2 separate regions of the Homo sapiens genome follow, and region 2 is linked to region 1. Evidence: chromatin contacts called from ENCODE Hi-C or POLR2A ChIA-PET data. All regions are on one chromosome and are shown on one strand. The core of a region is the stretch at or near the end of the contact, and the rest is flanking DNA. Distances in the headings are between cores, read along the strand shown.

Region 1 (6,839 bases), core at 2,641-5,140:
CCGCCACCACATCCAGCTAATTTTTGTTATTTTTAGTAGAGATGAGTTTTCACTACATTGGCCAGGCTGGTCTCAAACTCCTGACCTTGTAATCTGCCTGCCTTGGCCTCCCAAAGTGCTGGGATTACCCTTTTTTTATTATCATTTTATTTTTTATTTTTTTTAGAGACAGAGTCTCGCTCTGTCACCCAGGCTAGAGTGCAGTGGTGTGATCTTGGCTCACTGCAAGCTCCGCCTCCCGGGTTCAAGCAATTCTCCTGCCTCAGCCTCCTGAGTAGCTGGGAGTACAGGCACATGCCACCATGCCTGGCTAATTTTTTGTATTTTAGTAGAGATGGGTTTTCACCGTGTTGCTCAGGCTGGTCTCGAACTCCTGAGCTCAGGCAATCTGCCTGCTTCGGCCTCCCAAAGTGCTGGGATTACAGGCGTGAGCCACTGCGCCCGGCCAACAATTGCCTCTTGTAAGCCTCCAGCACACCACTGGATAGTTGTGTCTAAGGCAGGATCAGTGAGAGGCTAGGGTCAGGGTTTGTTGGCTCAGAGTTCAGGGTTCAGGCCTAAGATCCCTACCCTCTTCCCCACAGACAAAGGTGTGGACACCACAAGTGTGGAGCTGGCTGTCAGTGCCCCTTCCCCAAGGTGGGGGCAGTAGGCATTGCTCTTCTGCTGGGTCAGATCCAGGGTGCTCTCCCTGTACCGGATGCCATGGGCCAGAAGCTGCCCAAAGCTGAAGGCATCCTCCATCAGGCAGAGTGAACCAGGTGAAGGGCCAGGAGGCTGGAGGTGGAAGTCAGAGGGTGGCCAGAAAAGGGATGCCTAACTGAACACCTGTGTTCTTCAAGGAGGGTACAACCTGGGCCCAGCACCAAGCACTGGATGTTCAGGGGGTGCTGGCTGAGGGGGGAATGGAACTCATGCAGGGGCCGCAGAGCAAGGGCTACAGGAAGTGAAGCTGGCACTTGAAGGCCTGGAGGGCACTGTACAGGAGGTGATACCCTACTTGTACCCTCAGCTCCTTTACATCCCTTGTTCAATGACTGCTGTGATTTCCATTCTCCCTGAGATCCTTGACTCACTATGATACCACAGTGCTACCAAGTACCTTGACCGTGATAACACTCAGCCTAGTTGCTACTGTGCTGTGTCCTCTCTGTGACCCCCTAACCTTTGCCCCAGGTAGTAGGGCGCCTGGCCCAGATGGCACTGGCAGTTGAGGTGACCCCAGTCCCAGGGCGTCTGTCCAGTGTAGCTAAGGTGCTCAGGGCATGTTTTGTCCTGAGTCAGCAGCAGGCCCAGGAGGCAGAAGAATGGGCAGCATGAGTCGTAGGCAGGGCTGAGGGCCTGGGCAAGATGAAATGGGGAAGAGTGGGCACTGGGGTCTCAGGGACCCCTCTGGAACAGTGGAAAGTGGGGTTTGGGCTGGGGCTGGGCTATACTGGACTGAGGCGGGATCTCAGTTCTAAATTCTCCTTTTCTCCAGGAACCTTAGGCAGTAATATATTTGAGGCAATATATTCTGGGTGGGGTGGGGATTCAGGTCCAGCCCTGCCCTAGGAGTTGTAGGTGGCCCCTTTGGCTGTGGCCGAGCTGCAGGAGGACACATATGGCCTGGTAGCCACTGTGCAGGATGCAAAAGAATGGGTGCAGCAGGCTTGAGCTGAGGCCCAGGAGCTCCTGAAGAAGGCATAAAGCAGCTTCAGCTGCCTGCATGGTGCATGGCTGGCCTGCAATAGGGCAGGCACAGGGAACGGCTTAGGGTCAGATGGAAAGGTCAGGGCCAGAATAGGGATGTTGTGGAAGGGTTAAGGCTGGGTCCAGATCAGATCTTGACTCATGTAGGGATCAGGGCTAGGGTCAAGGTTTAGACCAGGGATCAAGTGTTGATTAGGTTCAGGGTTTATTTAAGGTTAGGGCTGGGTCAGGGTCAGGGTTGTGATAGAGACTGGGACCAGGATCAGAGGTTAGAGCCAGGGGTCAGAGCCTGGCTCAGATGACCTGACCCCAGGGTTGGAGTGCCGCCTGACACAGAATGCACAGGCACTGGGCAAGAAGGCAGCCACCCTGCAGGCCCTGGAGCAGCAGGCAGCTGAGCTGCTTGGGCACATGATGTGCTTTGCCACCAATAAGTATGCCACCTGCTAATTACTGTCTATGGAAGCCATTAAGAAGGACTGTGGGATCACCTGGGTAACTCAAAGTGGCCCTAGAGTGATCCAGGAATCTCCTGGCCTTGGGAGACCAAAGATCCTACTGAGTGCCCACTGACCCTGAGTGACCCCCCCATGTGGCCCCACGATGTCCCCCAGTGGCCCTCTGACCTTGAGAAAGCAGACAGATCATGTAACTCCCTGAGGCCATCTAGTGTCCCAGACCTTGATACACCTTTATCTCTGAGTGATCTAAAACTGTGAGACTACAGTGCTGGCATTCTCCACTCAAAATAAATAGATGGGGCCTGGCACTATTTACTGGCTCATGCCTGTAATCCCAGCGCTTTCGGAGGCAGAGGCGGGAGGATCACCTGAGATCAGGAGTTCAAGACCAGCCAAGCCAACATGGTGAAACCCCATGTCTACTAAAAATAGAAACATTAGCTGGGCGTGGTGGTGGGCGCCTGTAATCCTAGCTACTTGGGAAGCTGAGGCAGGAGAATCGCTTGAACCTGGGAGGCAGAGGTTGCAGTAAGCGGAGATCTCGCCACTGCACTCCAGCCTGGGTGACAGAGCGACACTCTGTCTCAAAAAAAAAAAAAAAATTAAAATTCTCAGTAATTTCTAGTATCCCTGATCCCCCAGGTTGACTACATGATCCTCAGGGTGACTGGAGACCTCTACTCCGGATATCCAGAATAACTCCCAGCGATGCCTAAAGTCCAACGGATTGACTGACCCCCACCCAACCCTCACCCAACCCCCACCCCCGCCGCCCCCATGCTCCTTTGTGAAGTGGGGTGATTCCCCTGAGGAACTATCATCAGCTTTCTTCCCTGGATGGCAGCTCAGGGCACTCCCTGCCGGGACTGTGGAGGCGGCAGGCCAGACCCAGCCCTAAAGACCGGAGGACCCCATGTTTCCCCCAGCTTCCCGTTCCCAGGGCCCTGGGTGGGGCGCGCCCCATATCCCCCACCCACTTTCCTCCTTCTCTCCCCCTCCACGCCGCCGCGCACATTCCAACCCCAGGCTCCTGCGATCCCGGCAGGCCAAAAAGTCTGGAGCGGATAAATAGCCACAAGATCCGGAGTCGCTCGCCGTAGCTCTGGTCCACCACCCAGAGCCTATTTCCATACAGGGAAACCCGCAGCACTTCTCGTGCCTACTTACCGTAGTGACTAGTGGGGGAGGCAGTGACCCCCCTGGAGCTGTGCTTCGGGCTGGGTGTGCACTTTCCCCATCTCTCCCCCAGCCCCATTCTGTCCAGTCCCTAGGACTACCCGAGAGCCCCCCACAGCCCTGAATAGGGGCATGTGTTGCTCCTGCTTGTGCCCTCCAGCCTCTCTGTTGATGCTGGAGCCCTGGGATCAAACGGCTGAGTTGATGGTAATTTCCACGGCGCCCATGACGCTGAGGGGAAAAGGCTACGGTCTCCTTGGTCCAGAGTTGGAGATCCCGAAGATCTCTCATTTGCTCCTGCCATGCCCCCAACTTCGTGAGCCCTCTTCCAAGGATAGTTTAAAGCACCAAACCCCTTACCTTCCCCTGGCCCTCGTATAGGTGTGGGCTTGGGGGCACAATAAAGATTTGTGGGTGAAGTGGTCTGTCTCTGGTTCCTGGGGCGAAGGCAGTTTCCGGAGGGAAGGGGTAGGGTTGGGGTGGGGGCGCTCTCCGCCCGGTGTTGCGCTCCTTCCCAGAATCCGCTCCGGCCTTTCCTTCCTGCCGCGATTCCCAACTTTGCTCAAAGTCGCTGGACTCTAAGCTGTCGGAGGGACCGCTGGACAGACCTGGGAACTGACAGAGGGCCTGGAGGGAAACAGGCCAAAGACCCACAGGCAGAGTTGACACGGAACCCCAAAGCAAGGAGGAGGGCTCGGGCCCGAGACCGTTCACCTCCCCTTATCCCTGTTCCCCTCTTCAGGATGGAGCTGACCTCAAGGGAAAGAGGGAGGGGACAGCCTCTGCCCTGGGAACTTCGACTGGGCCTACTGCTAAGCGGTGAGAGGGCCTGGTGGGGGCTGGGGGTTGTGGAATGTGATGGTAGGTCCTGGTAGTTGCCCTTGGGGCACATGAGGTGGAGCCACTGGATAGGAACTCAGCGGAACTGACTGAGCTACTGTCCCCAGTGCTGGCTGCCACACTGGCACAGGCCCCTGCCCCGGATGTGCCTGGCTGTTCCAGGGGAAGCTGCTACCCCGCCACGGGCGACCTGCTGGTGGGCCGAGCTGACAGACTGACTGCCTCATCCACTTGTGGCCTGAATGGCCCCCAGCCCTACTGCATCGTCAGTCACCTGCAGGTGTGGCTGGGGACAGGGTGTGACGCCGAGTCAGGGTGGGGCTGGCACTGCCTGAGGCACTGATTCTAATCCCCATCCAACCCAGGACGAAAAGAAGTGCTTCCTTTGTGACTCCCGGCGCCCCTTCTCTGCTAGAGACAACCCACACAGCCATCGCATCCAGAATGTAGTCACCAGCTTTGCACCACAGCGGCGGGCAGCCTGGTGGCAGTCAGAGAATGGTGAGGCCATGGGTGGGGCAAAAGTGAGCAGGGCTGCCCACCAGTAGCTTTGAGTCCTTGACTTCCGATTCCTGTCCCAGGTATCCCTGCGGTCACCATCCAGCTGGACCTGGAGGCTGAGTTTCATTTCACACACCTCATTATGACCTTCAAGGTGCCTGCATATCTGGGAGCCTGCCCGAATCACCCTGCTTGGCTCTCCATTGCCCCTGGACAGAGCCTCAGCTCCTTAACACAGCCTCCTTGAGCATGGATGCAGGAGGCTCCTTCATCCCTTCACACCTTCCATTTGCCTCCAGGCCTTTGCACATGCTCTTCTGCCTTTCCAATCCCAGGCTGGGTCAGGCGCTGTCTCCCTGAGCCCCATGAACCCTGAGTCTCCCCATTAGAGGTGGCTACCTTTGCTGGTCATTATCTGGCTTCCACCAGTCACCCCCACTCTCTGTGAGCTATTTGAGGGCAGTCTTGGGCTGAGCAGGGCTCTTGATGGCTCTGGGTTGGGCTTGGGTCCTGGTGCCTGCTGATCAGCTATGCCCCCCTACCCAGACATTTCGCCCTGCTGCCATGCTGGTGGAACGCTCAGCAGACTTTGGCCGCACCTGGCATGTGTACCGATATTTCTCCTATGACTGTGGGGCTGACTTCCCAGGAGTCCCACTAGCACCCCCACGGCACTGGGATGATGTAGTCTGTGAGTCCCGCTACTCAGAGATTGAGCCATCCACTGAAGGCGAGGTGAGGGCTGGCATCTGGGCTGGGGGCTGGAAGCTGGGGATGATGGGCCTGAGGCAAGGTCCAGTGTGACTATGAACTCCCTGCTTCTCCAGGTCATCTATCGTGTGCTGGACCCTGCCATCCCTATCCCAGACCCCTACAGCTCACGGATTCAGAGTGAGTGCTCCACCCTTTGAGTCTGGCACAGTCCGTGTCCGGCTAGGGACTATTTGGGGCCTCAGTAACTATTTTGGGTGCTTCCTAGGGCAGGTGCCAAGCCCAGTTTAGCTCGGGTGGCAGTGTATAGGAGGTCTTTCAAGGTGACCTTGGCAGCTGAGCCCCTGGGTGGACATGGGGCAGCAAGGGCCTGCCTGGTCAGTTGGCCCCCCTTCCCCCGCCTCAGACCTGTTGAAGATCACCAACCTACGGGTGAACCTGACTCGTCTACACACGTTGGGAGACAACCTACTCGACCCACGGAGGGAGATCCGAGAGAAGTACTACTATGCCCTCTATGAGCTGGTTGTACGTGGCAACTGCTTCTGCTACGGACACGCCTCAGAGTGTGCACCCGCCCCAGGGGCACCAGCCCATGCTGAGGGCATGGTAAGGGGCTTCAGACGGTTGGGATAGGGCTAGGGGCAGGGGCGGACATGGCTGAGCAGTGCTGACAACCTACCTGCCAACCTCTATAGGTGCACGGAGCTTGCATCTGCAAACACAACACACGTGGCCTCAACTGCGAGCAGTGTCAGGATTTCTATCGTGACCTGCCCTGGCGTCCGGCTGAGGACGGCCATAGTCATGCCTGTAGGAGTGAGTGAGATCTTGGCCTCCATAGCTCCAGCACTCTGCAGCCTGGCTGTGCCCTGGGTAGAACCTAGAGCTAGTTGGTCAAGCCCCTAAAACCCAGGCTGTATCCAAAGAGTATGCAGACCTTGATGCCCCTTGGGACCCCCTCAATCCTCCTCTGCAGTCTGCTCTGGGTAGGGAACCAGTATGATGCTGAGGCCTTGAAGTCCCTGAGCCCCTACCCACAAATTCTGGCCTGTGATAGGGATCTAAGGTGGCCTACTTCTTACCCTTGTGACCTGGTTCCTCATGTGGCCTTTGCCCTGCCCTTCCTCCCCTGCCAGAGTGTGAGTGCCATGGGCACACCCACAGCTGCCACTTCGACATGGCCGTATACCTGGCATCTGGCAATGTGAGTGGAGGTGTGTGTGATGGATGTCAGCATAACACAGCTGGGCGCCACTGTGAGCTCTGTCGGCCCTTCTTCTACCGTGACCCAACCAAGGACCTGCGGGATCCGGCTGTGTGCCGCTGTGAGGCTGGGATTGGGCACGGGGAGAGAAAGCTGAGCCTGGGGCAGGAACTAGAGAGCTGGACTGCTGTCTAAATTGCAGGAAATTGGGGTTAGGGGCTTGGGATAGAACTTGACCAGGGATCCAGGGT
Region 2 (6,839 bases), core at 1,872-4,371, 86 kb before region 1:
TGGGCGACAAGGCTTCTCCCCTTTCTAGGCCTCCTGACAGCCATCTTGCTATTACTCGCCTTCGGGCCCTGTGTTTTAACATCCTTGTCAAATTTGTTTCCTCTAGTATCGAGGCCATCAGTCTATAGATGGTCTTACAAATGGAACCCCAAATGAGCTCAACTAACAACTTCTACCAAGGACCCCTGGATTGACCCACTGGCCCTTTGGCTGGCCTAGAGAGTTCCCCTCTGGAGGACACTACCACAGCAGGGCCCCTTCTTCGCCCCTAACCAGCAGGAAGTAGCTATAGCGGTCATCACCCAATTCCCAACAGCAGTTGGGGTGTCCTGTTTAGAGGGGGGATTGAGAGGTGAATCCAGCTGGACTTCCTGGGTCGAGTGGGGACTTGGAGAACTTTTCTGCCTAGCTAGAGGATTGTAACTGCACCAATCAGCGCTCTGTGTCTAGCTAAAGGATTGTAAATGCACCATCAGCACTCTGTAAAAAACGCACCAATCAGCACTATGTGTATAGCTAAAGGATTGTAAACGCACTAATCAGCACTCTGTAAAAATGCACCAATCAGTGCTCTGTGTCTAGCTAAAGGATTGTAAACGCACCAATCAGCACTCTGTAAAAATACACCAATCAGCGCTCTGTGTCTAGCTAAAGGATTGTAAATGCACCAATCAGCACTCTGTAAAAATGCACCAATCAGCACTCTGTAAAAACACACCAGTCAGCACTCTGTGTCTAGCTAAAGGATTGTAAATGCACCAATCAGCACTCTGTAAAATGGCCCAATCAGCACTCTGTAAAATGGGCCAATCAGCTCACTGTAAAGTGGACCAATCAGCAGAATGTGGGCAGGGCCAAATTATGGAATAAATGCTGGCCACTGGAGCCAGCAGCGGCAACCCGTTCGGGTCCCCTTCCACATTGTGGAAGATTTGTTCTTTTGCTGCTGCTCACTCTTTGGGTCCACGCCACCTTTTATTTTTTATTTTTTGATGGAGTCTTGAACTGTCGCCCAGGCTGGAGTACAGTGGCGCTATCTCAGCTCACTGCAAGCTCTGCCTCCCAGGTTCATGCCATTCTCCTGCCTCAGCCTCCTGAGTAGCTGGAACTACAGGTGCCCACCACCACGCCCGGCTAATTTTTTATATTTTTAGTAGAGATGGGGTTTCACTGTGTCAGCCAGTATAGTCTTGATCTCCTGACCTCATGATCCGCCCACCTCAGCCTCCCAAAGTGCTGGGATTACAGTCATGAGCCACCATGGCTGGCTGGGTCTGCACCACCTTTAAGAGCTGTGACACTCGCCACAAAGATCCATGGCTTCACTCCTAAAGTCAGCAAGACCACAAATCCACTGGAAGGAAGAAACTCCAGACACATCTTAACATCTGAAGGAACAAACTCCGGACACACCATCTTTAAGAGCTGTAACACTCACCACTAAGGTCTGCGGCTTCATTCCTGAAGTCAGCGAGACCAAGAACCTGCTGGAAGGAATAAATTCTGGACACAAATCTACTGCGGCACTACCAGCTGTGGTGGGGGACAGGCATTGTACACAGATGAGGGAATTGCCTGAGCCGGAAATGCCCCAGTTTGGAACAGGGCCCGGGACGGGACCCTCATGGCATTTCCCGAATTTAAAAGGAAAAGGCTCAAATGTAGCTATAATATTTCCCTGTTGATCTGTGGGGTGTATCCTAACAGAGAACTGCCAAGCCTCTATATCACCCTCTTGTCTAGCTTGCTGAATTCCTGCCTGAATAGAACTGAGAGCAGTTGCTCAAGGTGCTGCTCAGTCACTGGGGCAACCACTTTTCACCCAGTGTCCTCCGGAAAAGAAAGATCTGGAGGCTCAGGCCACTCTTTTTCTTCAAAATAAGGAGGGGGTGCAGAAGGGTAGGGATGAAACTCTTCCTCCTTTGCCACTTTAGCTTTAGCTGGCAAGCAAACCTGCTCCATTACCTCTTCTATTACTTTGTTATACTTTCCTTCCTCCTCATCATTAGTATGAAAGGTTCCAAGGTGGAACGAACCAGAGCCCACACTTGTCCCATTGTTACCCTGATGCTTCCGAGCTCCCCTTCTTACTCACCACAGGGATTGCTTAAGAGTACTCAGGTGTCCTCCAGCTTAGCTCTACGTTTTCCAACCATTGCTCTGGTGACCCTTCGGCCAGGGTTCGAGCCCCACGTATGGGCACCACTTGCTGAGACCAGCTCGGTTGTGGAGACCCTAACCCAGCGGCACTAGAAGAATTAAAGACACACACACAGAAATATAGAGTGTGGAAAGGGAAATCAGGGGACTCACAGCCTTCAGAGCTGACAGCCCCGAACAGAGTTTGACCCACATATTTATTGACAGCAAGCCAGTGATAAGCATTATTTCTATAGATTATATATTAACTAAAAGTATTCCTTACGGGAAACAAAGGGATGGGCCAAAACAAAGGGATGGACTCTGGCTAGTTATCTGCAGCAGGAACATGTCCTTAAGGCACAAATCATTCATGCTATTGGTTGTGGTTTAGGATTGCCTTTAAGCAGTTTTCTGCCCTGGGTGGGTGAGGTGTTCCTTGCCCTCATTCCGGTAAACCCACCACCTTCAGCGTGGGCGTCAAGGCCATCATGAACATGTCACACTGCTGTGGAGATTTTGTTTTTGGCCAGTTTTGAGGCCCGTTTATGGCCAGACTTGGGGGCCTGTTCCCAACAATGGGGTTTCACCATGTTGGCCAGGCTGGTCTCAAACTCCTGACCTCAAGTGATGCATCCGCCTCAGCCTTCCAAAGTGCTGGGATTACAAGCATGAGCCTCTTATTTTTTATTTATTCATTTTTTGAGACAGGATCTTGCTCTGTCACCCAGGCTGGAATGCAATGGCATGATCCCATCTCACTGCAACCTCTGCTCAGGTGATCCTCCCAACTCAGCCTCCCTAGTAGGCATGCATCACCACGCCCAGCTAATTTTTTTATTTTTTGTAGAGACAGGGTTTTGTCATTGTAAGGTACACGGATGTGCTTTAGTCAAGGAATAGGCCGAGGCAGATATCCAGGCCTGCATGACTCAGCAAGTTTGGCATGCAAGCACATAACTCCACTTGTTATATAACCTGTTTGTGTAAGTTCATACTTGGCTCTATGCCACTATTGTCTGAAAAAGGTATAACTGCAGCCAAGAGCAGTGGCTCACGTCTATAATCCCAGCACTTTGAGAGGCCAAGGTGGGCGGATCATAAGGTCAGGAGTTTGAAATCAGCCTGGCCAACATGGTGAAATCCCATCTCTACTAAAAATACAAAAATTAGCCGGGTGTGGTGGCATGTGCTTGTAATCCCTGCTACTTGGGAGTCTGAGGCAAGAGAATCACTAGAACCCAGAAGGCAGAGGCTGCAGTGAGCCAAGATTGCATCCACTGCACTCCAGCCTGGGCAACAGAGCAAGACTATCTCAAAAAAAAAAAAAAAAAAAAAAAAGGTATTAACTGTCCTGCTGACACTGTACAGGGGTCTCTTGGGGGCTTGGCTTGGCTCAGCTCAACATGGCTTGACATGGTGGGCATGCTGGCACCCAGAGAAAGAGAGAGAGAGAGCCGGAGCTGTCCTTCTTTGCAGACGGAGAGGTGGGAACCAGGATACACCTCAGCTTGCTTGTGCCCAGAGAAAGAGTTAAGCTGCTGACCCTGAAGGGAAGGGAGAGCCAGCTGCGCAGCTGCTCATGGGGGCAGCCAGCTCAAGCAGCCAAGACAGCAGGGCGGAGAGTGTGAGAGTAAGCTGCTAATAAGAAAGCCAGTGTGAGAGTAAGCTGCTAATGAGAAAGCTGCAGAATAAAACCATATTCATCTGCCTACAGACCCCCAAATGTTCTTTCTGCTTATCCACCCACTCCCCTTGGACTTCAGCATGGGCTGGACCCAGACCCGGGAACTGACAGTCATGTTGCCCAGGCTGGTCTCTATTACCATCTGAGCTCTGCCTTCTGTCAGATCAGTACCAGTATTAGATTCTAACAGGAGCACAAACCCTATTGTGAACTGCACATGCAAGGGATCTAGGTTGTGCGCTCCTTATGAGAATCTGATGCCTGATGATCTGTCACTGTCTCCCATCACCCACAAATGGGACCGTCTAGTTGCAGGAAAGCAAACTCAGGGCTCCCACTAATTCTACATCACAGTGAGCTGTATAATTTTTTCTTTTTTTTTTTTTTTATTATACTTTAAGTTCTAGGGTACATGTGCACAACGTGCAGGTTTATTACTTAGGTATACATGTGCCATGTTGGTTTGCTGCACCCATCAACTCCTCATTTACATTAGGTATTTCTCCTAATGCTATCCCTCCCCCAGCCCCCCAGCCCCCCACCCCCCAACCAGCCTGGTGTGTGATGTTCCCTATCCTGTGTCCATGTGTTCTCATTGTTCAACTCCCACTTGAGTGAGAACATGTGGTGTTTGGTTTTCTGTCCTTGTGATAGTTTGCTTAGAATGATGGTTTCCAGCTTTATCCATGTCCCTGAAAAGGACATGAACTCATTCTTTTTTATGGCTGCATAGTATTCCATGGTGTATATGTGCCACATTTTCTTAATCCAGTCTCTCATTGATAAACATTTGGGTTAGTTCCAAGTCTTTGCTATTGTTAACAGTGCCACAATAAATATACATGTGCATGTGTCTTTATCAGTTAATGATTTATAATCCTTTAGGTATATGCCCAGTAATGGGATTGCTGAGTCAAATGGTATTTCTATTCCAGATCCTTGAGGAATTGCCACACTGTCTTCCACAATGGTTGAACTAATGTACACTCCCACCAACAGTGTAAAAGTGTTCCTATTTCTCCACATCCTCTCCAGCATCTGTTGTTTCCTGACTTTTTAATGATCGCCATTCTAACTGGCTTGAGATGGTATCTCATTGTGGTTTTTGACTTGCATTTCTCTGACGACAAGTGATGATGAGCATTTCTGCATATGTCTGTTGGTTGCATAAATGTCTTATTTTGAGAAGTGTCTGTTCATATTCTTTGCCCACTTTTTGATGGGGTTTTTTTTCTTGTGAATTTGTTTAATTTCTTTGTAGATTCTGGATATTAGCCCTTTATCAGATGTGTAGATTGCAAAAATTTTCTCCCATTCCGTAGGGTGCCTGTTCACTCTGATGATAATTTCTTTTGCTGTGCATAGCTCTTTAGTTTAGTTAGATCCCATTTGTCTATTTTGGCTTTTGTTGCCATTGCTTTTGGTGTTTTAGTCATGAAGTCTTTGCCCATGCCTATGTCCTGAATGGTATTGCCTAGGTTTCCTTCTAGGGTTTTTATGGTGTTAGGCCTTACATTTAAGCAATTCTCGTCCCTCAGCCTCCCGGGTAGCTGGGATTACAGGAGCCCACCACCACACCCGGCTAATTTTTGTATTTTTTGGTAAAGACAAGGTTTCGCCATGTTGGCCAGGCTGGTCTCAAACTCCTGACCTCAAGCAATATGCCTGCCTCGGCCTCCCAAAGTGCTGGGATTACAGGTGTGAGCCACTGTGCCTGACCATAATTATTCTATTATATATTACAATGTAATAATAGAAACAAAGTGCATGATAAATCTAATGCACTTGAATCATTCTGAAACAATTTCTCCGTATCCTGGTCTGTGGAAAAATTGTCTTCCACAAACTGGTCCCTGTTACCAAAAAGGTTAGGGACTGCTGCATTAAAACACATACACAAATCATTCCTTTATCAAATGTTAAATTCAAAGCAATTAGATAACATATAAGTACATATTGTGAGCCAAAGAAGCCTTTATAATATTAATACTACTTGTTTCTATTTTGATATAAACATTATTATTAAAACAGAAAGAGACTCTAATAGTTCAGGATAGAGAAGGGTGATTATTTTTACTCAGAAATGAAACTAGCCCTAGTCCCATAGACAGTTGTTTTTGGATAAATGTAGAAATTGACCCTTCTCCTGTTAAAGCTTGAAACTTGCATTTGTTTATCTGAGTTTCTTCCTCAGAAAAGGACCTTCAGGCCTCTCAAAAAAGTATCAAATAACTGAAACTCACCAGATCACTGCACTAGATGCCTCCTTGCCCCTCCCTAGTTCTTGTTTTCTTACAAATTGTTACATTTCCTCCCTGCTAAATAAACCCTTAATTTTAGTCAGGGAGATGGATTTGAGGCTAAGCTCCCATCTCCTTGGCTGTAGCACCCAATTAAAGCCTTCTTCCTTGGTAATACTCCTCATCTCAGTGATTGGCTTTCTGTGTGGCGAGCAGCAGGACCTAGACTGAACCCCTGGTGTTTTGGTAACAGAAACATTCCCTGAGATAAACTAAGTAATGGGTTACAAACATATAATATGGGTAACACCATCATTGCTCAAAATAGTTCTCTATGATTTTCCTCTTGGGCCAAAGAGAATAATTAGCTAGGCTTGGTAGGCTGGGAACAGTTTTGTGAGCCTACTGAAATTATGTAGGATTTATATCTTAAAACTATGAAGGCCAGGCATGGAGTCATGCCTGTAATGCCAGCATTTTGGGAGGCTGAGGCGGTTGGATTACCTGAGGTCAGGAGTCCCAAGACCAGCCTGGCCAACATAGCGAAACCTCGTCTTTACAAAAAAACAAAAATTAGCTGGGCATGGTGGTGCATGCCTGTAATCCCAGCTACTGGGGGCGCTAAGGCAGGAGGATTGCTTGAACCTGGGAGGCAGAGGTTGCAGTGAGCCGAGATCGTGCCACTAAACTCCAGCCTGGGCAACAGAGTGAGACTCCATCTCAAAAAAAAAAAAAGAGAGAAGGCAAAAGCTTCATGACATTGGATTTGGCAA

The links. A loop is a pair of places that touch in the nucleus more often than their neighbours do. ChIA-PET counts read pairs that join two places held with the same protein, here RNA polymerase II (POLR2A). Pooled maps may share reads with other maps.
Region 2: a loop to region 1 is called in a map of heart right ventricle, with 3 times the contacts of the local background. The contact joins the enhancer-like site here to the promoter of LAMB2 in region 1. A Hi-C loop is called at or near these places in 1 of 168 maps with a recorded cell type or tissue (heart right ventricle) and 3 of 50 pooled maps. POLR2A ChIA-PET finds 5 or more read pairs at or near these places in 2 of 52 experiments (GM12878 and H1).

Annotation. Positions count from the first base shown.
Region 1 is chr3:49,130,101-49,136,939 of GRCh38, reverse strand. It overlaps LAMB2 (laminin subunit beta 2), which reads left to right and starts at 3,890. Exons shown (of 32, transcript NM_002292.4): 1 at 3,890-4,148; 2 at 4,277-4,449; 3 at 4,535-4,670; 4 at 4,751-4,824; 5 at 5,217-5,405; 6 at 5,498-5,561; 7 at 5,788-5,990; 8 at 6,080-6,200; 9 at 6,521-6,709. The coding sequence starts at 4,073. LOC124909377 (a long non-coding RNA gene) reads right to left here and starts at 4,072. Exons shown (of 2, transcript XR_007095905.1): 1 at 3,321-4,072. RefSeq lists a silencer at 410-704, a cis regulatory region at 2,237-2,450 and enhancers at 2,984-3,799, 4,617-5,432.
Region 2 is chr3:49,215,018-49,221,856 of GRCh38, reverse strand. All of the region lies in intron 2 of IHO1 (interactor of HORMAD1 1), which reads right to left. Among named protein-coding and RNA genes, the nearest start is that of IHO1, 19 kb to the right of the region's middle. Within about 2 kb of position 3,121, at least 25 of the 41 ENCODE cell types and tissues checked have a DNase peak (open chromatin) inside an H3K27ac peak, as active enhancers do; they include heart right ventricle, where a contact is called at or near this core.